2 separate regions of the Mus musculus genome follow, and region 1 is linked to region 2. The links are chromatin loops, found by intact Hi-C in ENCODE. Cell type or tissue: left cerebral cortex. All regions are shown on one strand. Each heading gives the region's core, and the rest is flanking DNA. Links, peaks and the distances in the headings are about the cores only. Region 1 has its middle 65 kb from the start of Mid1ip1. Region 2 has its middle 81 kb from the start of Gm39494.

What was found. A loop is a pair of places that touch in the nucleus more often than their neighbours do. Peaks named below come from ENCODE experiments on the same cell type or tissue, not always from the same donor. Only the 100,000 strongest peaks of a DNase experiment are listed, where the experiment ranks them.
Region 1: it touches region 2 in a loop (7-fold over the local background); 4 of 42 quality-filtered maps call a loop at or near these places.

What each region holds. Positions count from the first base shown.
Region 1 is chrX:10,646,681-10,657,976 of GRCm38, forward strand. No RefSeq gene overlaps it. Among named protein-coding and RNA genes, the nearest start is that of Mid1ip1, 65 kb to the right of the region's middle. In left cerebral cortex, for the core only: a CTCF peak has its summit at 4,404 (motif pointing right); DNase peaks (open chromatin) are centred at 3,986 and 4,388.
Region 2 is chrX:11,067,191-11,078,486 of GRCm38, forward strand. No RefSeq gene overlaps it. Among named protein-coding and RNA genes, the nearest start is that of Gm39494, 81 kb to the left of the region's middle. In left cerebral cortex, for the core only: no CTCF peak of the experiment used is centred there; no DNase peak of the experiment used is centred there.

The sequences.
Region 1 (11,296 bases), core at 1,196-9,195, 420 kb before region 2:
ACCCAAAGATTTCTTAAATGATTTTTTTTCCACATGAACTTTGCTGTACTGTAATTCATAGGCATGGTAACAGAGTAAAGGTCTAAGTGATAGGTAATTCACTGGCAAAGCCCTTGAAAAAATACATAATGTCCTGTGATCATACCAGTAATAACCATCAGACACACTAGTGGGCATTGAGTGACTCGTGTACTTTTGTGCTTGTCCCCTGCATTGGACTGAGTTTGATGGTGACATCCCAATGAGATCAGGGGACCCAAAGCAGAGATGAAGACTCAGCACAGTTCCACACAATCCAGTGTAGGTTTAAAAGCAATGAACAATTACAGGAGAGCAGATTAATATTTAATGAAGATGTAAATGATGAGACTCAATACTGAGTGGCTCCGTGAAATCTATTCCAGCAAGAGCAAACTGCAGTGGTCCTTAGAAGGCACGTGGGGGGGGGGGGATGGAGCATTTTTCTTATTAGCCATTGTCTTTAACTTCTCCTCAGCTCTAGCTGAAGCCTGGGCTCAGATTCCCCAAGCAGCTGACAGTTGCAGCAAGAGTGAAATCAATCTTGTAATCCTCCCAGCCATTTGATTCCCAATTTCCTTCTTTGTATGCCCTTCTTCACTATTCAGTCTGTGCTCTCAGAAACAAACTGCATACAGGGTTTCTGACATCAGGCTCACCTATTGCCAACATTCTGTCTGTCCCTCTGTCAGCTGGGTGTCTGCAGCGATGAGAAAGGCATGATAACTCCAAGGCAATCCATCACCTCTGCAACTCAGGGAGAGCTACCGAGCCCACTTGTGTCCAAGGAAGCTGCCAAGGCCTCTGTCAGTACTGGGGGATGGGGCCGAAGGTGCTGATCCATGAAATCACACAGGAGGAAAGGAGAAGCTGCGGGGAGCAATGGACCACAGGGTGTAAGCAAAGAATGATTGCTGCTGGCATGGACCACTCAGCCCAAAAGGGACCAAGTGATACCATGGAGCTTTCTCGATGGTCTGTTTACCCTTGGGCCTCCACCCAGCAGAAACAATAATAGTGCTGAGGGCTGAAAGCAAAAACAATTTCCAATGAAAAGAATTTCCCTAGTCACCAGCCCCTCCTCCACACCAAGACAGGGATGGAAAGACAAGCAGCCAGTGCCAAGGGCTTCTTTTTCTGCTTTCCTAGACTAGTCTAGAGAAGAACAGGTTCTTTATCAACCACAGGGGACAAGGAGTCCCTGGACTTCCTAGTGTACCAGTCTACGTCTACTGACTTAACTGCAGTCTGCACAAACTGGTGGTGTAACCTAATGGGGCCTTACATCTATTCCCACAGCAGGCAAGCCAGAGTATATGTAGCATGGATCCCTCAGTGACGCTACTTGAGCCCCACAGAAGGGAGGGTGGACCTCATATGATCAGGATCCTAGCCTTCCCTCTTCATACACCTACACTACCTATTTTGACTGCGTCAAAGGGGAATGCCAAGGATAGCGGTTGCCATTGGAGAGTACACATTGTTGTTCACATATCTATCTCTGCTCCATAATGCTCGTGCCATAAAGGATGACGAGAACGCCGCTCAGTCATTTCCTCATCGCCTCTCAGAACTGTGGCTGTGCTATCTGCAAGCTCAGCAGTGGCTTTGTTTATTTGTTTGTTTTGGTATTGTTTTGAGACAGGGTTTCTCTGTGTAGCCCAGACTATCCTGGAACACACTTTGTAAACCAGGCTGGCCTCGAACTCACAGAGATCTATTTGCCTCTGCCTCCAGAGCGCTGGGATCAAAGGCATGAGCCACCATGCCCCTCTGAACATCCCAAATTTTGAGGCACAATCTCTTTGGTAGGGTGAAGTCTCTAAGTCCACCCCATGTTGAGGGACAGTGGACTGATACTTAGAAGCAGGAATCATCAGAGCTTCTCTCTGAGGCTACGTGCCACAAGGCTAGAGACACAGAGGTGGGGGGAGCTCCAGGCTGTTCTTTAGAAAAGACACAAATTTCTACGTGCAAAGTCAGACATATATCTTTCATCTGATGACCACATTAATAAAACAAATATCCAACCAATGAAACCGTATTTGGCAATTTTATACTGCTGTCCACTACCACATGGATGAACCTCAAAAACTACTTGGCACAGTGAAGGAAACTGGTTACAAAAGACCACATACTACGGTGCCATTGATGTGAGTGTTTGCGATAAGCAAATCCATAGAGACAGAAAGCAAATTAGTGGTTACTAGAGCTTTGCCTTGGGAGCCAGGATTGACTGAAAACAGACACGGGGGAACTTGGTGGGGGGTGGTGGCGATGGAAGTATTTTAAAACTGGATGGTGGTGATGGTTGTACAACTCGATAAATTTAGTAAAAACCATTGAACCATATACTCACAATGGGTGAATTTTATGGCACGTAAATTATATTTCAATAAAGCTGTTCAAAAGTATGCACACAGGACATTGGCAGAGGCCTGAGCAAGTGAGAGGCCCTGGAGCCTCAGCTTCATTAACTTTTCAGGAAATCTGTCTCTGCGGAGTAGCTGCCTGAGGCAGTGAGAGGGTAGAGAGACAGCCAGGCCTCTTCCCTCCATTTTCCCTCTACTCTTTTGGTCTGCCCTCCACTGGCCTAACCTGCCAGAGGCCAGGTAAATGGAGTGTTTTGTGACACACAGTGGAGTATTTTAAGGACAGGGGACAGATCTGAGAACCAAGAAGCAAGTGACAGTTTTGCCAAACAGCACCCAGGTGGCACCCCCATGGCCATGTGCTGGCACAGCTCAGAACAATCCTTCCTTTTGATACTGAAAAACATTTTGAGAGGGATTCTAGAGAGCAGCCGTGTTTCTGAATGAAGGTCCAAGTTACTGATTATTTGTCTTAAAATAATGTAAAACATTGCAGTTGCCAGTTAACTGCCGTTCATTCATCACCTGAAGGTTCAAAATCATGTGCTCATAAATACATATTTATCAGAGGATGGGAACAGGCTCCAAGTGGGCAGAAGAGGGACCTAGAAGGTGATAACTCACAGGATAGGAATGAGTACAATGACTGTAGAAGGAAGGAACAGCACTGGAGATGCTTAGATCTGTCTTCCTACTTGCGAATCAACCCTGGAACTCTGCAATGTTCCCTCAGTGGGATAATTTCAACTTATATAGGCTATTTCTCTTTAAAAATATATCCATATAAGTAAAAAATTAATCCAATTTCTTTTCCTTTCATGGTAATAGTTGCTTTTATTTTCTTTTGCTTTTGACTGACATAAATGTTCAATAAAACAAAATATTTTCATGATCTGTGGGGTTTTTTGGGTCACTACAGTTATTAGTTTCATTTCATGATTATTACTGGATTTTGTTATATAGCAGGAAAGTGTGCTAAAATAATCTTCTCTGAGTGTCCAATAGGCTAAGTCTGAGGTATTTATGAACCAACACATATTGCAATCATTGCAATCGAGATGAAAAGAATATTAAGAAATATGCTTTGGAATCATGCAAATATTAAGCCATGAGTGAAAGACTCGAGCAATGGTCTGGACTGGCACAGTGGTAAATGACTGCAAGCCCAACTATTCAAGAGGCTCTCTTAAGGCCAGGAATTTGAAGTTGGTGCAGGCAACGTAGGTTATTTTAGTGTTATCATCCCAGTTAGACAAACGAGGGAAGTGAAGTCCAGAAAGGCCATGTGACTTGCTCAAACACCTCCAGCTAGCAGAGTGCGGATGAGGGACTTGAGTCCTGATGGGATCTACTTCAAAAGCCATGCTCAGTCTTCTGTCAGTTATACCTGAGACAAAGATTGTTCTCAGTTGCTCTGTTAGCTCTTCCACAGATTCTTCCATCTTGGAAGGAATCTCCCAGCAGATGGAGTGAGAGGTACCTCTACCCCCCCTGTGTGTGTGTGTGCGTGTGCGTGTGCGTGTGCGTGTGCGTGTGCGTGTGCGCGCGTGCGCGTGCGCGTGCGCGTGCGCGTGCGTGTGTGTGTGTTCGCTGTGGTCCTTAAACATTCTAAGCAAGAGATGTAGCATGGAGCTCCATCCAAGAAGGGGCCATTGTGGTTTTTTTATGGCACTGTCTCACTGTTTATGTACTTCAGGCTAGCCTCAAGCTCACCATTCCTCAGTGTCTTGAGCTCGTGGACTGCAGGCACACACCACTTTAATAACACATGGCAGGGTTCCGTTCTAAGGGCACCAACTGTGAAGTAATCTGAATTAGGACGACTTGGCTGTTTATTAGACAGTGCGAAGAGAACAATAGGAAGGAAGATTGATTTTTTTTCAAATAGTATCTAAGGTATTCAAAGTAAAGTTAAGTACTGCAGCACTGGACTTTGTGAGGTCAATAGACTCGAAAAAGCCAGAGAAGAAAAGTGCTCATTGCTTCTGCCAAAGGTAATACTGACCAACAACACTAGATGGCAAAATGGTGCTAGCTATTGTTGCTGTAAGTTGAAAAAAAAAGCCAAGTGTAAGTTTAAAAAACAAAAAGTCTCTATTATTCTAGTTTTATGGTCTCTTTTTTCGTTTTTAATTTTAAAGTTTATTTTAGGGAAATTGATGTCCACATAAAGTTCATATCTTAGTTTTTAAAATCATTGTTTAGAAATGCCCAGGTTCAGGTTCTGTCAGGTGGGTAAATACAGGGCTCGCTGCCTAATGGCTGGCTGCTCAAAATCTACTTCCTAATTGATCAGATAAAAATGGGAGGACAACAGGAGATGATGGACAACTATGAAATGTGCTTCCAAAAGCGGTGTGTTAACAGAAACGTGACATAAATGTGACAAATGTATATGGCACAGATGTTATCTGTCACGGCCTTTTCTGTTTAAATAAACTTGGGAGCAAAAAAACAAATTGGACACACAGGCACTCATTTCACTCATCCAGAAACAAGCATCTCATATTTGCTGGACGCAGCCCAGAACTGAGACAGAGAGAGAGAGAGAGAGAAGGAGAGAGAGAGGCAGAGAGAGAGACAGAGAGAGACAGAAATACACAGAGAGACACAGAGAGAGACAGAGAGAGAGAGACAGAGAGAGAGTTGTCCTGTGGCAATTAAAAAATGTATGGTGGAGGTAGAGGGAATACTGATGCATCAATACTGTTAACCATCAGTCTCTGAATCATTCACTCTTCCTCTTCAGACTTGTGATTAGAGCTGCAGGTTCTCACCTTCTTAGATTCTCCTTCCCTGGGAGCCTTCAGACCACCCAGGGTTGTCCCCAGAATGGGCAGCAGGAACATCAGCATATTAACACAGAACACACACACACACACACACACACACGTCAAGGGTTCAACACTTTTATATGCTCTCTGGATTGTCTTCTCAAGTCAAATTTAGTTTAGTGCTTGCTTTATCAGAGGTGCCCGATAGCTGCTAAGAGATAGACTGGAATCAGGATGTGGAGCCACTGAGGAAAATTGGTCTAGAAGTTTTCTAGAACTTTCTCCCCAGACAAGATGAAATATTGCTAGCAGAGGCAGAGTCGGGAGAGGGGGACACTGATATTGAGGACACGGTTGCTAAGATAGGCACACCAATGAAACATTTACTACTAATAAAACTTTAACTCATCAGCTCAAATAGCAATTTTTACATTCAAACATTCTAACACAATGGCATTTTAAAAAATACACTCGTTTGCTACTTATGTGTAGAGGAATGACAGTCGAAAAATATTAAAAATCTGTTTTCTGTAATCAAATCATTATGTTTCCATAATAGAAGAATTTTTTGTGTATACACAACCAACAATGCAATTCATAACATAATAGTCTTGAGTGTGAGCCGAGGTGTTCTGATAGTTGTCACTGGCTTTACCTGACATACAGTTACACACCAGACAAAGTTCACCTCCAGTATGTTTAGAACCAAGGCTACAGTAAAGATGCATGAGCCAACAAGAGCAGCACTGTTAGAAATACCCCACACTTATTACACATTTGACTTTGAATTAAGTTTTGGTGATCACATATTCAAAAACTTTCTAATGTTGCCTTCCAGTATCTATCAGCAACATCCCCAGAAATTTGTTAGGCCTTTAAATTTTTCTGACTCTACCACAAACCTGGGAAATGAGAAACATCTAGGCTGGGGCCCTACCATCTGTGCATTAGCAATGCCCCCATACATTTCCCAAGCTCAAGGTCAAGAACAACTAACTGGCTTAGAGTGACACTGCCTGCCTGGCAGGCTTGATAAACAAGGAGGTATGAACAGTTAGGCCTGGCAGTGCCTTATGCTCAGATTGTGCTATGCTTTATCATGCAGGCACTCTTAGAGCAACTGAGAGCTTCTAAACAGCAGAGGGACCAGAACAGACCTCTCCTTCCAAGCCATTCTTCTTGTGATGGTGCAGAGTAGGAGGTAGAAGGAAACAAGTGGTTTCTTCCTTCAGGGCTTTTTTCTCTTCTAGCTTCATGTCTACCTCTGCCCACTAGTTCTAGTTTTTTCCCCCTATGGCCTCTTGGACTGATCATCTCACTCACCTTCTTACTTTACTAGGCTAGTTGACTCAACTCAATGAGTGCCTGGCAACCATTTTCCACAAAACACCAACACTCACCACTAAAGACCCATCAACCCCCACATTCAATTACTCACACCCTATGCATCTTCCCAAGAGTCCATGGTACATGGACTTTTACTCTGACACAATCAGATCTCCATAGACATTGGTGCTGATGGATAAATGCTTTAAAGAAAAAAGGGGACATTATTTGCACTTTCTTAGCATGAACATACAGCAAAGCGAGGGTAGCAACAGATGTTTAGTGACTGGAGTCAATACAGCCCTTTACTGCTGTGGAAGAAAAATGGATCAGAGATGAGTAGAAGCATTTGTACAGTCAATTGACACAGGACTGGTAAATGCATAGATGGTCCCTGGTAAGCCCTTGAAGCAGCCAGCCAGGCAGTATGAGGGAAAGATTGATCATGAAGAAGTAGAATTAGATTACAAGAAATTAGCAGGAGGAATGGGCATTAGAGTTGGGAAAGGGCAGGTATATATTGAGCTTTCTGGGAACATGAGGAGAATGGAAAAGGAGATGGACTAGCAGCATTTCACAAAAACATGGACACCATTATTACTCATCTTTAAAAGTATTGAAAATATGAATATGTAACTGAAGAAATAGAAGGAAATAGTAACAGTGTAGGAAGACTGGGGATAACAAGGAAGAGTGCAGAAAGTGTCCAAGAGTCACAAACAGAGTGACTAAGATCATGGATGCAGAAGAAAAGGCTCATCGAGGAGTAGACTATTTGGTACAAAGGTGTCCGTGAATGTGCTGTGTTAGTACTCACTGAACATGCCAGTACTGAAATTAGAAGGTGGAAAAAGAAACCAAGCAGTGGAAGCTGAGATAAAGGGACACAGTGGTAACAAAGAAATGCAAATGGTCTACATAGATGGTTCATAAGGTAAAAGCATGTGTTGCTGTTGCAGAGGAACAGGACTCAATTCCCAGGGGTGGCTCAGAACCATTCAGAACTCTGATTCCAGGGAATCCAAAGCCCTCTTCTGACTTTCATAGGTACCAGGCATGCATGTGGCACATGAACACAAATGCAGGCAAAACATTTGCACACATAATAAATGCAAGAAGGATTGGGTGGCTCTTGGGAGACTGGGGAATGTTTAGACTAACAATGCATGCATGGGTAGAGTCAGCAAGAGTCCCTAGATCAAGCTTCCATTCTCTGCCCTGCTAGCTCCATTGTCTGGACTATTTTGCCTTCTCTCCTCACCTGTTAAAAGCTTTCTTTTCTTTTCTTTTTTTCTTTCTATTGAAAATTGGGATTTTTCCTTAAATAATATATCCTCATTAGGCTTTCCCCTCCATTTCTACTTCTGCTAACTCCTCCATACTCCCTATCCCATCCAGAATCAACTGCTTTCTGTCTCTCATTAGAAAAATAAAGAGAGAGAGAGAGAGAAAGGCTTCTATGGGATAATAATAAAATAAAACAAAAAACTAACACATAGTAATTAGACAAAACAAACAGAAAGAAAAGAGTCCAAGACAAGGCTCAAGAAACTGAGACCCACTTACTTAACACATTCAGGAATCCCATTAAAATACTAAAAAGGAAGTCCTGATATATACACAATAGACCTGTAGAATAAAATGAGACTCTCTCTATATATATATGTGTGTGTGTGTGTGTGTGTGTGTGTGTGTGTGTGTGTGTGTGTGTGTGTGTGTGTATAAAAGCAACAAAAAATAGGATAAAATTAAAAGGGTGAGAGAACTAGCCATGAAACAAGATTATGAGACAAGGAGCCCCCAAAGATGCTGTTAAGTTGAATTTCTGTTGACCATCTACTGCTGGGCACCTAGCCTACCCTTAAGAGTAGTTTGTTTCCCTTGGAGGAACTAGATTTAAATTTGCAAGTGGTTATCCATTGGACATAGCTTCTAGGTTTAGGGGTGGGGCTTGTATCCACTTCTACTTTTAGTTTTAGGACCCTTCCTAGTGCATATCTGTGCAGGCCATGTATAAGCTGTCTCAATCTCCCTGAGTCTATATGATCACCACTCATGTTGATTTAAAGGGCCTTGATTTCTTGATGTCCTCCATCTCCTCTAGCTCTTTCCGCCTTCTCTCCCACGAGTTCCCCGAGTTCTGAGGGAAGAAATTTGATGGAGACATCCCATTTAGAGCAGGGTGTTACAAGATCCCTGTGTGTAATGTCTGCCTGTGGCTTTCTGTATTTGTTCCCATCTGTTGCAGGAGAAATGCTCCCTGATGATGGCTGAATAAGTCACCCATCTATGAGTATAGCAGAATGTCATTGGGAGTCATTGTGCCTCTATTTTTTTTTTTTTGGACCAGTAATATTTGGTTTTATCCTAGGTACCTGGGATACCTAGTCTCAAGCTCTTGGTCACTCAGGCAGAGTTGGATATGAGTTCCATCTCCTGCAGTAGGCTTTAAGTCAAATTAGATAGTGGTTGGTTACTCCCACAGTGTGTCATCATTGTATTCGAATGTCTTGCAGGTAGAACACCATTGCAGATGAAAGGGGCTGTGGCTGAGTTGTTGTTCATGTCTCTCCTTTAGTAGTGTGCACAGTACCTGTACCTCTTGGTACCCTGAGTGAAAGATGCTAGCACCTAGGATTGAAGGCTCTTTGTAAGCATCAGCATGATGTCTCCATGTTCAACTGAGTTGTGTAGATGTTATATTCAGCAGTGGGGGCTTGCCATCAGTTTTCGGAGAGAAACCTATATAGCCTTGGCAACATCCTGAATTGTTTGAGGGTTCCCCTTTGGCCAACAATGCAATTAAATGTAACACTATCCCAGTACAGAAAGCTGTATTTAGTGACAAAAGATGGCTAGTTGGGAATCTGTGCCCTCCCTTCACCCCCCTGCTTATTTGTCAGTTTCATTTAGATCACACTCATATATGTGCATGTATTTGGAGACTTCTACTGTATTCGATTCCCATACTACCCCTCAAATAGCTCTATATTTTAATTCTCTCCATATTCCCTTCCTCAACTCCCTCTTCTCTCTGCCTCTCCACTCTACCCTTCTATTCCAGTTTGCCCCCAACCACACCAATTCACAACTATTCTATTTCCTATTCCTAGGGAGATCTATCTTTAGTCCCCACGCTCCAGTCCCTTGCTCTATACCTAACTTCAGTGGTTCTACAGATTGTGTCTTGGTTATTATTGACTTAACGTAATAATATATATTATTATATAGTCACATATAAGTGAATACATACCATAATTGTCTTTCTGAGTCTAGGTTACCTCATTTGGGATGATTTTTTTCTAGTTCTATCAATCTATTATAATGTAAATTCACGATTTCATTTAATGGCTGGGAAATATTCCCACGTGTTAATATACCACATTTTCTTTATCCATTCATCTCTTGAGAGAAATCTTGGCTGTTTCCGATTTCTGGCTATTAATAATAGAGCAACGATGAGCATGGTTAAGCAAGTTGTATGATGAATTGATCTTTGGGTATATGTAGAAGAGTCATATAGGTAGATCTTGATGTAGCTCAATTCCTATCTTCCTGAGGAAATGCCACACTGATTTCCATATTGGCTGTACAAGTGTTCACTCCCACAAGCAATGGATGAGTGTTCCCCTTACACCAAATCCTTCCCAGGATGGGCTGCCACATGTGGTACTGACCTTCGCCATTCTGACAGGTGTAAGATGAAATCTCAAAGCAGTTTGATTTGCATTTCCCTGATGACTGGGGATGATGAACTTTTCTTTAAACTCAGCCATTTGTGGTTCCTCTCTTTAGAGCTCTGTTTAGATCTGTACTCCATTTTTAATTGGGTTATTGTTTCCTTGATATCAAATATTTTTGAGTTCTTTATATATTTTGGATACTAGTCCTGCACCTATTATGTAGTTGATACAAAATTTTTTTCCCATTCCTGAAGTTGCAGCTTTGTATAAATGATGGCATCCTTTGCCTTACAGAACCTTTTCATCTTCATGAGATCCCATTTACTAATTGTTGCTCTTAGTGCCTGTGTTAACGAACAGTGTTCTGTTCAGGAAGTCATTTTCAGTGCCTATTAGTTTTAGGCTATTTATCAATTGCTCCTCTATTAAGTTCACTGAATCTGGTTTTATTTTGAAGTCTTTGATCCATTTGGAGTTGAGTTTTGTGCAGGGTAAAGATGAATCTATTCTATTTCTTCTACATGCAGCCATCCACTTTGACCAGAACCATTTGTTGAAGAAGCTGTCTTTTCTCCAGTGTGAATTTCTGGCTTCTTTATTAAAAAAAAATCAGGTATCCATTGGTATGTGGATTTATGTCTGGGTGTTCAATTAGTTGCTGTTGATTGATGTTACCTGTTTTTATACCAATACTATGGTGTTTTTATTACTATACTTCCATTGCAAAACTTGGAATTGGGGATGGCGATATCTCCAGTATTTTTTTTCTAAATTTAGGATGGTTTTAGCTGGGATTCTTATTTGTTTGTTTGTTTGTCTGTTTCCATATAAAGCTGGAAATGGTCTTTTCAAGATATGTGAAGAACTGTGTTGGAATTTTGATGGGTATTACATTGAATCTGTAGATTGATTTTGGTGGGATGTTTATTTTTACTATATTAGTCTTATAGATCCATGAGCATAGATCTTTCCATCTTCTGATATCCTTTTCAACATCTTTCTTCAATTTCTGAACGTTTTTATCATACAAATCACTTGTTTGGTTAGACTTACCCCTATGATAGTTTAATTATTTGAGGTTATTGTGAATGGTGTTGTTTCCATGATTTCTTTCTCAGTCTAT
Region 2 (11,296 bases), core at 1,944-9,943:
CAGAAGGTAGCAAATTTGAGGCTAATGCATCTTTACAAGGAGACAAAGGGAATGCTTAAAAATGTGTAAGCTTACAGGGGTGGGGATCAGTCATCTCATCTCGACCTCTGTCTTGCTACTCACTGACTCTAGAGACTTGGTCCCACTTTGTCCCTCCAAGTTATTTATTTATTTATTTAGGTATTTAGGTATTTTCTTCATTTACATTTCCAATGCTACCCCATAAGGCCCCCAAACCCTTTCCCCCACTCCACTTACCCCCACTCCCACTTCTTGGACCTGGTGTTCCCCTGTACTGAGGCATATAAAGTTTGCAAGACCAATGGGCCTCTCTTTCCACTGATGGCCGACTAGGTCATCTTCTGATACATATGCAGATAGAGACAAGAGCTCCATGGGTACCGGTTAGTTCATGATGTTGTTCCACCTATACGGTTGCAGATCCCTTTAGCTCCTTGGGTACTTTCTCTAGCTCCTCCATTGGGGGCCCTGTGATCCATCCAATAGCTGACTGTGAGCCTCTACTTATGTGTTTGCTAGGCCCCGGCATAGCCTCACAAGAGACAGCTATATCAGGTCCATTGCAACATCTTGCTAGTGTGTGCAATGGTGTCAGCATTTGGGGGCTGATTATGGAAAGGATACATGGGTATGGCAGTCTCTAGATGGTCCATCCTTTAGTTTCAGCTCTAATCTTTGTCTCAGTAACTCCTTCCATGTGTGTTTTGTTCCCAATTCTAAGAAGGAGAAGTGCCCACACTTTGGTCTTCATTCTTCTTGAGTTTCATGTGTTTTGCAAATTGTATCTTGTATCTTGGGAATTCTAAGTTTCTGGGCTAATATCCACTTATCAGTGAGTACATATTGTGTGAGTTCATTTCTTATTGGGTTACCTCACTCAGGATGATGCCCTCCAGGTCCATCCATTTGGTTAGGAATTTCATAAATTCATTCTTTTTAATAGCTGAGTAGTACTCCATTGTGTACGTGTACCACATTTTCTGTATCCATTCCTCTGTTGAGGGGCATCTGGGTTCTTTCCAGCTTCTGGCTATTATAAATAAGGCTGCTATGAACATAGTGGAACATGTGTCCTTCTTACCGGTTGGGACACCATCTGGATATATGCCCAGGAGAGGTATTGCTGGATCCTCCGGTAGTACTATGTCCAATTTTCTGAGGAACCGCCAGACTGATTTCCAGAGTGGTTGTACAAGCTTGCAATTCCACCAGCCATGGAGGAGTGTTCCTCTTTCTCTACAACTTCGCCAGCATCTGTTGTCACCTGAATTTTTAATCTTAGCCATTCTGACTGGTGTGAGGTGGAATCTCAGGGTTGTTTTGATTTGCATTTCCCTGATGATTAAGGATGCTGAATATTTTTTTTCAGGTGCTTCTCAGACATTCAGTATTCCTCAGCTGAGAATTCTTTGTTTAGCTTTGAGCCCCAGTTTTAATGGGGTTATTTGATTTTCTGGAGTCCACCTTCTTGACTTCTTTATATATATTGGATATTAGTCCCCTATCTGATTTAGGATAGGTAAAGATTCTTTCCAATTCTGTTGGTGGCCTTTTTGTCTTAAGGATGGTATCTTTTGACTTACAGAAGCTTTGCAATTTTATGAGGTCCCATTTGTCAATTCTCGATCTTACAGAACAAGCCATTGCTGTTCTATTCAGGAATTTTTCCCCTGTGCCCCACTTTCTCCTCTATAAGTTTCAGTGTCTCTGGTTTTATGTGGAGTTCCTTGATCCACTTAGATTTGACCTTAGTACAAGGAGATAGGAATGGATCAATTCCCATTCTTCTACATGATAAACACCAGTTGTGCCAGCACCATTTGTTGAAAATGCTGTCTTTTTTCCACTGGATGGTTTTAGCTCCCTTGTCAAAGATCAAGTGACCATAGGTGTGTGGGTTCATTTCTGGGTCATCAATTCTATTCCATTGGTCTACTTGTCTGTCGCTATTCCAGTACCATGCAGTTTTTATCACAATTGCTCTGTAATAAAGCTTTAGGTCAGGCATGGTGATTCCACCAGAGGTGCTTATATCCTTGTGGAGAGTTTTTGCTATCCTAGATTTTTTGTTATTCCAGATGAATTTTTCAGATGGCCCTTTCTAATTCCTTGAAGAATTGAGTTGGAATTTTGATGGGGATTGCATTGAATCTGTAGATTGCTTTTGGCAAGATAGCCATTTTTACTATATTGATCCTGCCAATCCATAAGCATGGGAGATCTTTCCATCTTCTGAGATCTTCTTTAATTTCTTTCTTCAGAGACATGAAGTTTTTATCATACAGATCTTTCACTTCCTTAGTCAGAGTCAGGCAAAGGTATTTTATATTATTTGTGACTATTGAGAAGGATGTTGTTGCCCTAATTTCTCTCTCAGCCTGTTTAACCTTTGTGTAGAGAAAGGCCATTGACTTGTTTGAGTAATTTTATATCCAGCTACTTCATTGAAGTTGTTTATCAGGTTTAGGAGTTCTCTGGTGGAATTTTTAGGGTCACTTATATATACTATCATATCATCTGCAAAAAGTGATATTTTGACTTCTTCCTTTCCAATTTGTATTCACTTGATCTCCTTTTGTTGTTTAATTACTCTGGCTAGGACTTTAAGTACAATGTTTAATAGGTAGGGAGAAAGTGGGCAGCGTTGTCTAGTCCCTGATTTTAGTGGAATTGCTTCCAGTTTCTCACCATTTACTTTGATGTTGGCTACTGCTTTGCTGTAGATTGCTTTTATCATGTTTAGGTATGGGCCTTGAATTCCTGATCTTTCCAAGACTTTTTATCATGAATGAGTGTTGGATTTTGTCAAATGCTTTCTCAGCATCTAAGGAGATGATCATGTGGTTTTTTGTCTTTGAGTTTGTTTATATAATGGATTACGTTGATGGATTTCCATATATCAAACCATCCCTGAATCCCTGAAATGAAACCTACTTAGTCAGGATGGATGATTGTTTTGATATGTTCTTGGATTTGGTTAGCGAGAATTTTATTGAGTATTTTTGCATAGATATTCATAAGGGAAATTAGTCTTAAGTTCTCTATCTTTGTTGGGTCTTCCTCTGGTTTAGGTATCAGAGTAATTGTGGCTTCATATAATGAATTGGGTAGGGTACCTTCTTCTTCTTATTTTGTGGAATATTTTGTGAAGAACTGGAATTAGATCTTCTTTGAAAGTCTGATCGAACTTTGCAGTAAACCCATCTGGTCCTGGGCTTTTCTTGGTTGGGAGACTATTAATGACTGCGTCTATTTCTTTAGGGGATATAGGACTGTTTATATCATTAACCTGATCCTGATTTAACTTTGGTACCTAGTATCTGTCTAGAAATGTGTCCATTTCATCGAGGTTCTCCAGTTTTGTTGAGTATAGCCTTTTGTAGAAGGATCTGATGGTGTTCTGAATTTCTCCAGGATCTGTTGTTATGTCTCCTTTTTCATTTCTGATGTTAATTAGGATGTGGTCCCTGTGCCCTCAGGTGAGTCTGGCTAAGTGTTTATCTATCTTGTTGATTTTCTCAAAGAACCAGCTCCTAGTTTGGTTGATTCTTTGAGTAGTTCTTCTTGTTTCCACTTGGTTGATTTCGCCCCTGAGTTTGATTATTTCCTGCAGTCTACTCCTCTTGGGTGAATTTGCTTCCTTTTGTTCTAGAGCTTTTACGTGTGTTGTCAAGCTGCTAGTGTGTGCTCTCTCTAATTTCCTTTTGGAGGCACTCAGAGCTATGAGCTTTCCTCTTAGGAATATTTTCATTGTGTCCTATAAGTTTGGGTACGTTGTGGCTTCATTTTCATTAAACTCTAAAAAGTCTTTTATTTCTTTCTTTATTCCTTCCTTGTCAAATGTATCATTGAGAAGAGCGTTGTTCAGTTTCCCCGTGAATGTTGGCTTTCTATTATTTATGTTGTTATTGAAGATCAGCCTTAGTCCATGGGGATCTGATAGGATGCATGGGACAATTTCAATATTTTTGTATCTTTGAGGCCTGTTTTGAGACCAATTATATGGTCAATTTTGGAGAAGGTACCATGAGGTGCTGAGAAGAAGATATATCTTCTGGTTCTAGGATAAAATGTTCTGTAGATATCTGTTAAGTCCATTTGTTTCATAACTTCTGTTGGTTTCACTGTGTCCCTGTTAATTTTCTGTTTCCATGATCTGTCCATTGATGAGAGTGGTGTATTGAAGTCTCCCACTATTATTGTGTGAGGTGCATTGTGTGCTTTGAGCTTTACTTAAGTCTCCTTAATCAATGTGGCTGCCCTTGCATTTGGAGCATAGATATTCAAAATTGAGAGTTCATCTTGGAAGATTTTACCTTTGATGAGCATGAAGTGCCCCTCCTTGTCTTTTTTGATAACTTTGGGTTGGAAGTCGATTTTATTCGATATTAGAATGGCTACTCTAGCTTGTTTCTTCAGACCATTTGCTTGGAAAATTGTTTTCCAGCCTTTCACTCTGAGGTAGTTTCTGTCTTTTTCCCTGAGATGGGTTTCCTGTAAGCAGCAAAATGTTGGGTTCTGTTTGTGTAGCCAGTCTGTTAGTCTATGTCTTTTTATTGGGGAATTGAGTATATTGATATTAAGAGATATTAAGGAAAAGTAATTGTTGCTTCCTATTATTTTTGTTGTTAGAGTTGGCATTTTGTTCTTGTGGCTGTCTTCTTTTAGGTTTGTTGAAGGATTACTTTCTTGCTTTTTCTATTACGTGGTTTTCATCCTTGTATTTTTTTTTCTGTTATTATCCTTTGAAGGGCTGGATTCATGGAAAGATAATGTGTGAATTTGGTTTTGTCATGGAATACTTTGGTTTCTCCATCTATGGTAATTGAAAGTTTGGCTGGGTATAGTAGCCTGGGCTGGCATTTGTGTTCTCTTAGTGTCTGTATACCATCTGTCCAGGATCTTTTAGCTTTCATAGTCTCTGGTGTAATTCTGATAGGCTTGCCTTTATATGTTACTTGACCTTTTTCTCTTACTGCTTTTAATATTCTATCTTTATTTAGTGCATCTGTTGTTCTGATTATTATGTGTCAGGAGGAATTTCTTTTCTGGTCCAGTCTATTTGCAGTTCTGTAGGCTTCTTGTATGTTCATGGTCATGTCTTTCTTTAGGTTTGGGAAGTTTTCTTCTATAATTTTGTTGAACATATTTGCTGGCCCTTTAAGTTGAAAATCTTCATTCTCATCTACTTCTATCATCATCATAGGTAGGTTTGGTCTTCTCATTCTGTCCTGCATTTCCTGGATGTTTTGAGTTAGGATCTTTTTGCATTTCGCATTTTCTTTGATTGTTGTGCCCATGTTCTCAATGGAATCTTCTGCACCTAAGATTCTCTCTTCCATCTCTTGCATTCTGTTACTAATGTTCGCATCTATGGTTCCAGATTTTTTTCTCCTGGTATTTCTATCTCCAGCTTTGCCTCACTTTGGGTTTTCTTTATTGTGTCTACTTCCCTTTTTAGGTCTAGTATGGTTTTGTTCATTTCCATCACCTGTTTGATTGTGTTTTCCTGTTTTTCTTTAAGGACCTGTAACTCTTTAGCAGTGTTCTCTTGTATTTCTTTAAGGGAGTTATTAAAGTCCTTCTTGATGTCCTCTACCATCATCATGAGTTATGCTTTTAAATCTGGATCTAGCCTTTCAGGTGTGTTGGGGTATCCAGGTCTAGCTGAGGTGGGAGAGTGCTAGGTTTTGATGATGGTAAGTGGTCTTGGTTTCTGTTAGTAAGATTTTTACATTTGCCTTTCGCCATCTGGTAATCTCTGGAGTTAGTTGTTATAGTTGTCTCTGGTTAGAGATTTTTCCTCACATGATTCTGTTAGCCTCTATCAGCAGACCTAAAAGACTAGATTTCTCCTGAGTTTCAGTGGTTAGAGCACTCTCTGCAGGCAAGCTCTCCTCTTTTAGGGAAGGTGGACAGATATCTGATGTTCGGACCTGCCTCCTGGCAGAAGATAAAGGCCCGAAACAGGGCTTGTTCCAGAATCTGTGTAGCTTCTGTAGTCCACACTCTCACTTGTGCAGAGTAGTCTTGGAGGGATCCGGGAACCCAAGATGGCTCCCCCAGATGTTGTGTTGAAGCCCTCCCAGGCGGGGTGAGCACCTCTCCTCTGACAGGGAAGGGGCCCCGATGTCTGGAGCTTGAAATTTGGTATGCCCTAGAAGCTCTGTGGCTTCTGCCTGACCCAGAAGCTGTTAGTGTCTACAGTCCACACTCTTACCTGAGCAGACCAGTCTTGGCGGAATCTGGGAACCCAAGATGGCTCCCCCAAATGCTGTGGTGAAGCCCTCCCAGGCGGGGTGGGCACCTCTCCTCTGGCAGGAAAGGTGCCCAGATGTCTGGAGTTTGAAATTTGGCATGCCCTAGAAGCTCTGTGGCTTCCGCCTAACCCAGAAGCTGTTAGCCTCTGCAGTCCACACTCTTACCTGAGCAGACCAGTCTTGGTGGTATCCCTTCAAGTTCTTTCTATAGTCCAGTTGGAGCAGCCAGTCTGAATGGGGCACCATCTGACTGGGTTGGACATTCCAATTAGAATCACTGTTTGCCAGTCATTAGAATACTACATGCTCAAAGAATACAGTTCGCTCAGCCTGGATTTTCTTGTCTTCAAATCAAAAGTTCTACTTTCAGAGCAAAAGTTCTGAGTTGCCTAGTAGCCTCTTCTTTATAAACACTTGGTTTCAAAACCAGTATTGAATGAATTAGAACTCTCATATTTGGCATGTATTGAGGTACCAGGATGCTGGTCTGATATGGATCACATGTATATCACAAGTATAAGATGGCAAACATGTTAAGAAACTATAAGAAATTACTATTGATCAAGCAGTGGCTCATACTTTTATTCCCAGCACTTGGGAGGTAGAGGCAGGCAGATCTCTGAGTTCAAGGCTAGCCCGGTCTACTTTAGAGCGAGTTCCAGAATAGCCAGAGCTGAACAGAGAAAACCTGTTTTGAAAAATAAAGTAAATAAAAGACATACTTATTGAAGATTTACCAAGAATTTCACCTCTGTAATGGGAAGCATACACAACCATCATCATTGCAAGCCTGGTGAATGAGGACAGGAAGTCTATAGATAGGTGAAATAATGACTTTCCTTCAGTAGGCCTAAGTATTGTGTTTTCTATCTATTGTACAAAAGAGAATAATTTCAATCTGCAGAGAAGGTACACGGAAAGTTGTGTGGTAGGGATGCCTTCAAGGAGAAGAGCCTTGGAACACATCATAGGTTTTGTCTGCTGTTTAAGGCCAAAGGAGGGTTGTGGAAGGGTTAACTGGAGAAAAGAGGAAATGCTAGGAAAAGCCTACATAAGCATCAGAACACACACACACACATACACACACACACACACACACACACACACACACACACACACACACACACATATATGTATGCATGCCATATATGTGTATGTCAGGTGTGCCTGTGGAGGCTGTAAGATGATGTTAAATCTCTTCTAGCTGGAGTGAACATGGGTGCTGGGGTCTGATATCCAGTCCTATGTAACAGCAGCTAGTACTCTTAACTGCTAAGCCAGCTCTCTAGTCCCTCTTTTTGTCTTAATCCATATTTTTTGCCATATATCTTGGCAGTCCCTTTCTCTGCAGATTTGAATTTGGCCATGTGAGCTGCTAGGCCAACAGGTTATTGGCAGAAGTGAGGCAAGCAAGGGCTTGAAATAGACATGCTATTGACTTGGCCCTCTCCTCCTTCTTCCATTGCAGAAGGAAAAACTTCCCCCCACCATATGCCCATAGCTGCTACTTAGTCCAAAATGAACATGCATGGAATATACCTTACTATTGCCTTGTACTGTGATGCAGCTAGACCTATGGCATGAAGCTGAGATGCCTGAAACAACTAAATCTAGGTCAGCTGCTACCATTATGAAACATAATGGTTCTTGAGTATGTTGAATTTGTAGCAACAGCTCACTATTTCATACCCCTAATGAAGTAGTTTTCATTCAACTCAGTAATGCAGCAGAGGGGTAATCATATGAATCCCATTTTTTTTTAAGGCTTGAAAACTGATCTATGAAAAAACTTCCATTTGTTTGTTTGTTTGTTTGAGGCAAGGTCTCTCAACATAACTCTGGCTTGTCCTGAAACTCACTATATAGACCAGGCTGGCCTCGAAATCAAGAGATCCAAATGAAAACCTTTTAAAAGGATCTTCTTAATGTGACCCAAGAACCCTCAGTCCTTATACTTCAGTCTGCTGGCTGCTGTAATTACAAGTGCATTCAGTTGCCCAGTCTCTGTTTCTCTATGCTTCTCTCTATGCCTCTCTCTCTCTCTCTCTCTCTCTCTCTCTCTCTCTCTCTCTCTCTCTCTGTCTCTGTCTCTCTCTCTCTCTCTCTCTGTCTCTGTCTCTCTCTCTCTCTCTTTCTTTCTTTTACATTTTATTTACCTCAGTGTTTGTATACATCAGAGGACACCTTGAAGGAGTAACTCCTCTCTTATCATGTAGATTCCAGGGATTAAACTCAGGTCATCAGGCTTGGTGGCAAGTGTGGCATGTTGATGGTCCACACCTTTTCTTTATAGAGTAAAATCATAGGCAAGAGGACAAAGAGAGACCACCTACAATCTTTTTTTGCTTTTCTCATAACCTAACCAGTAGCTTGTTGACAACTTGACACCTTGAGACTTTGAACTTCAAATCCTCTCCAAAAACGAGGCCTGTTCTTAAGAAAATTGAAACTTAAGGAGCTGAAGGGGAAAAATCCCATCAGAAGAACAATATCAAATAACTGGACCACCCAGAGCTCCCAGAGACTAAACCACAAACCAAAGAATATACATGGGGGGGGGATCCATGACTCCAGCTGCTTATGTAGCAGAGGATGGCCTTATCTGACATCAATGGGAGGGAGGCTTGATGCCTCAGCATAAGGGGATGCTAAAGGGGTGAGGAGGGAGTGGGTGCTAAGTAACTACTTTATATGCACCCTCAGAGAGGCAAACGGAAGGGGATAGAGGGGGGATGGGATGGAGGGGTTTGTGGAGGGGTAACCGAGAGGGGGATATCATTTGAAATGTAAATGAATGAAATGATTCATTTAAAAAATTATCAATCACTTTTTAAAGTTTGGGAAATTTTTCTGGTGATGTATTTACCTATAGATCATCAGTCATTTGCTTATCTTGAGCTGCAGGATAAGAAATTTCTACTTGTGGCAACTGAAAGTCAACCAGTAGTTAGGCCCAAGGACCACCGAGGGCTGAGTTGTTGTCATTGGAAACCTTGGATTTCAAGGCTCCTGTTTGAGTTTCTCAGGAACCTGAGGAAACATGAAAACACTTGGCTTTACTTATACTCGGCTGCATAGAGGCTTGGAAAAGCAATGACTGTGGCTAGTGACTACTCAGTGGCCTTAAGCAATGACTGTGGCTAGTGACTAAGTGGCCTTAAGCCAGTTGCTCACACTTTTCTTCACCCCAGGCTGTTTCATTTTCTTTTGCTCCTCAAAAATGGGGAATACTAACACTATTTCCTCTACAGCTGTCTGGAAATAAAGGGAGATAATGTAGATAAAGTAGTTACTTTGCATAGTACCTGGCTTTAACATAGTTTTAGCTACAAGTTACAAGAGATCCTGTGTCAAATGGCTTAAACAACTGAGAAATGTGTTGTCTCACATGCTCAGTGAGCTGTATGGGACCTGAGCAGGGTGCTGACCATGATTTCTCTGCACATTTTCTTTATTCTGACTTAGGAAGCACTCTTCCGGCCCCCTCTCCTCCTCTTCTCCTTCTTCTCACCCTCTGTCTCCTTCCCCTTCTCCTCCTTTTTCTTTCTTTTCTTTTGGAAATTAATCTACCTAGGAAATAAACTCTGTGAACCTGTGAAGATTCAGAAGACCTAAGGTTGATTCTTCGTGCCACTGTCACATTGAAAAGAAAAGGTAAAGGTGACAGACATTACATAGCAACCTTCCCACTCCTTGAGCCTGACAATATTTCCCTTCAAATATGCTATACTTCAACATTTTTCTATAAAATCCTGGCACTCTCTTGGCAGATGTACATAGATTTTTACCTGCTCATCAAACGTATTTTCTTCTCCACCTAAAGAGACCTCTCTTGGAAGAGACAAAACTATTCTGTGTGATTTTAAAAAGGCTACCCTTCTCCATATATGTGCATGCACACAAGCCACCTCAGCCAGTCAAAACCCAGCATTGCCTCAAACAAAAAAATACATTGTCGGTTGGCTTAGAGGCTACGATTAGAGTGCATGGCCCAAGCCTGGCCAATTACACTCTCCTCCTGAAAATTTGAACCCTGGCCTTAAACAGCTGTAAAAAGAAGCACAGCTTAATGTTCACACAGCCAGTGCTAGCAAAATATGCCTTATGTATGATGTTTATTCCCGGAGCTGTCATGATTCCAAATGGGCCCAACTTCAGATCATCTTGAATATTCAGCTCTCAAGCCTTCCAGAATATATCTAGTAAGTGTTGCCACGGATCGTAGTGTGTGCTGTTGCAACCTTACATGTGAAAGCTTTAATTGCTAGTGTGGTTATGTCTAGAAATAGGCCTTGTAGAGAACCATTAATATTAAGTAGCTCACAAGCATGACAGTCCAATCTGATAAAACTACTGCCTTTATAAGAAGGGGGAAACAGAGTTCACACACCTACACCAAGGAATGCTAGCAAGGAAACAAGGAAGAGACCTGTCACCAGAACCTGACTTACAGCATCTTGATCTCAGATCTGAGCTGTTAAAGCCATCCAGCCTACAGTATTTTGTTGTGACTTCCTGGGGAGGCTAAGAACAGTATCCCTTTTCCTCTTAAGATAACCACTCATTCTGAGGCAGCCACACCACCGTTAGATTGTCACCACTTGCACCTTCAGAATATACAGGCAATCTGCTCACCTGCACAGAAAGAGGGAAGAATGACGGTGTTGGGTGGTGGGATCTGCTTGCAGTTCTCCTCACACCCCCGCCAAGCATCTGGAAACGAAAACAGTAGTATTCATTTACCTTTGCTGAAACCGACTCTTCCTAACATGTTGGGCAATCTCAAATGACCGAGAAAATTCAGAGCCCTAAAGAGGTGGGAAACAAAAAGAACCCACTCTATATCCCAGACGGAAGTCAGAACTCAACAAAGCAAAAGGAACAGAAGAAAACACGGGGAACAAAATTGCTCCCAAAAAGATCTATGAAAAATCAGAAAACATTGGCTCTTCCAAAGATCTCTAGGTTAGTTAGTACTCTTTGTTAGCAAAGGTAACACTTGTCCTTATTGTAAC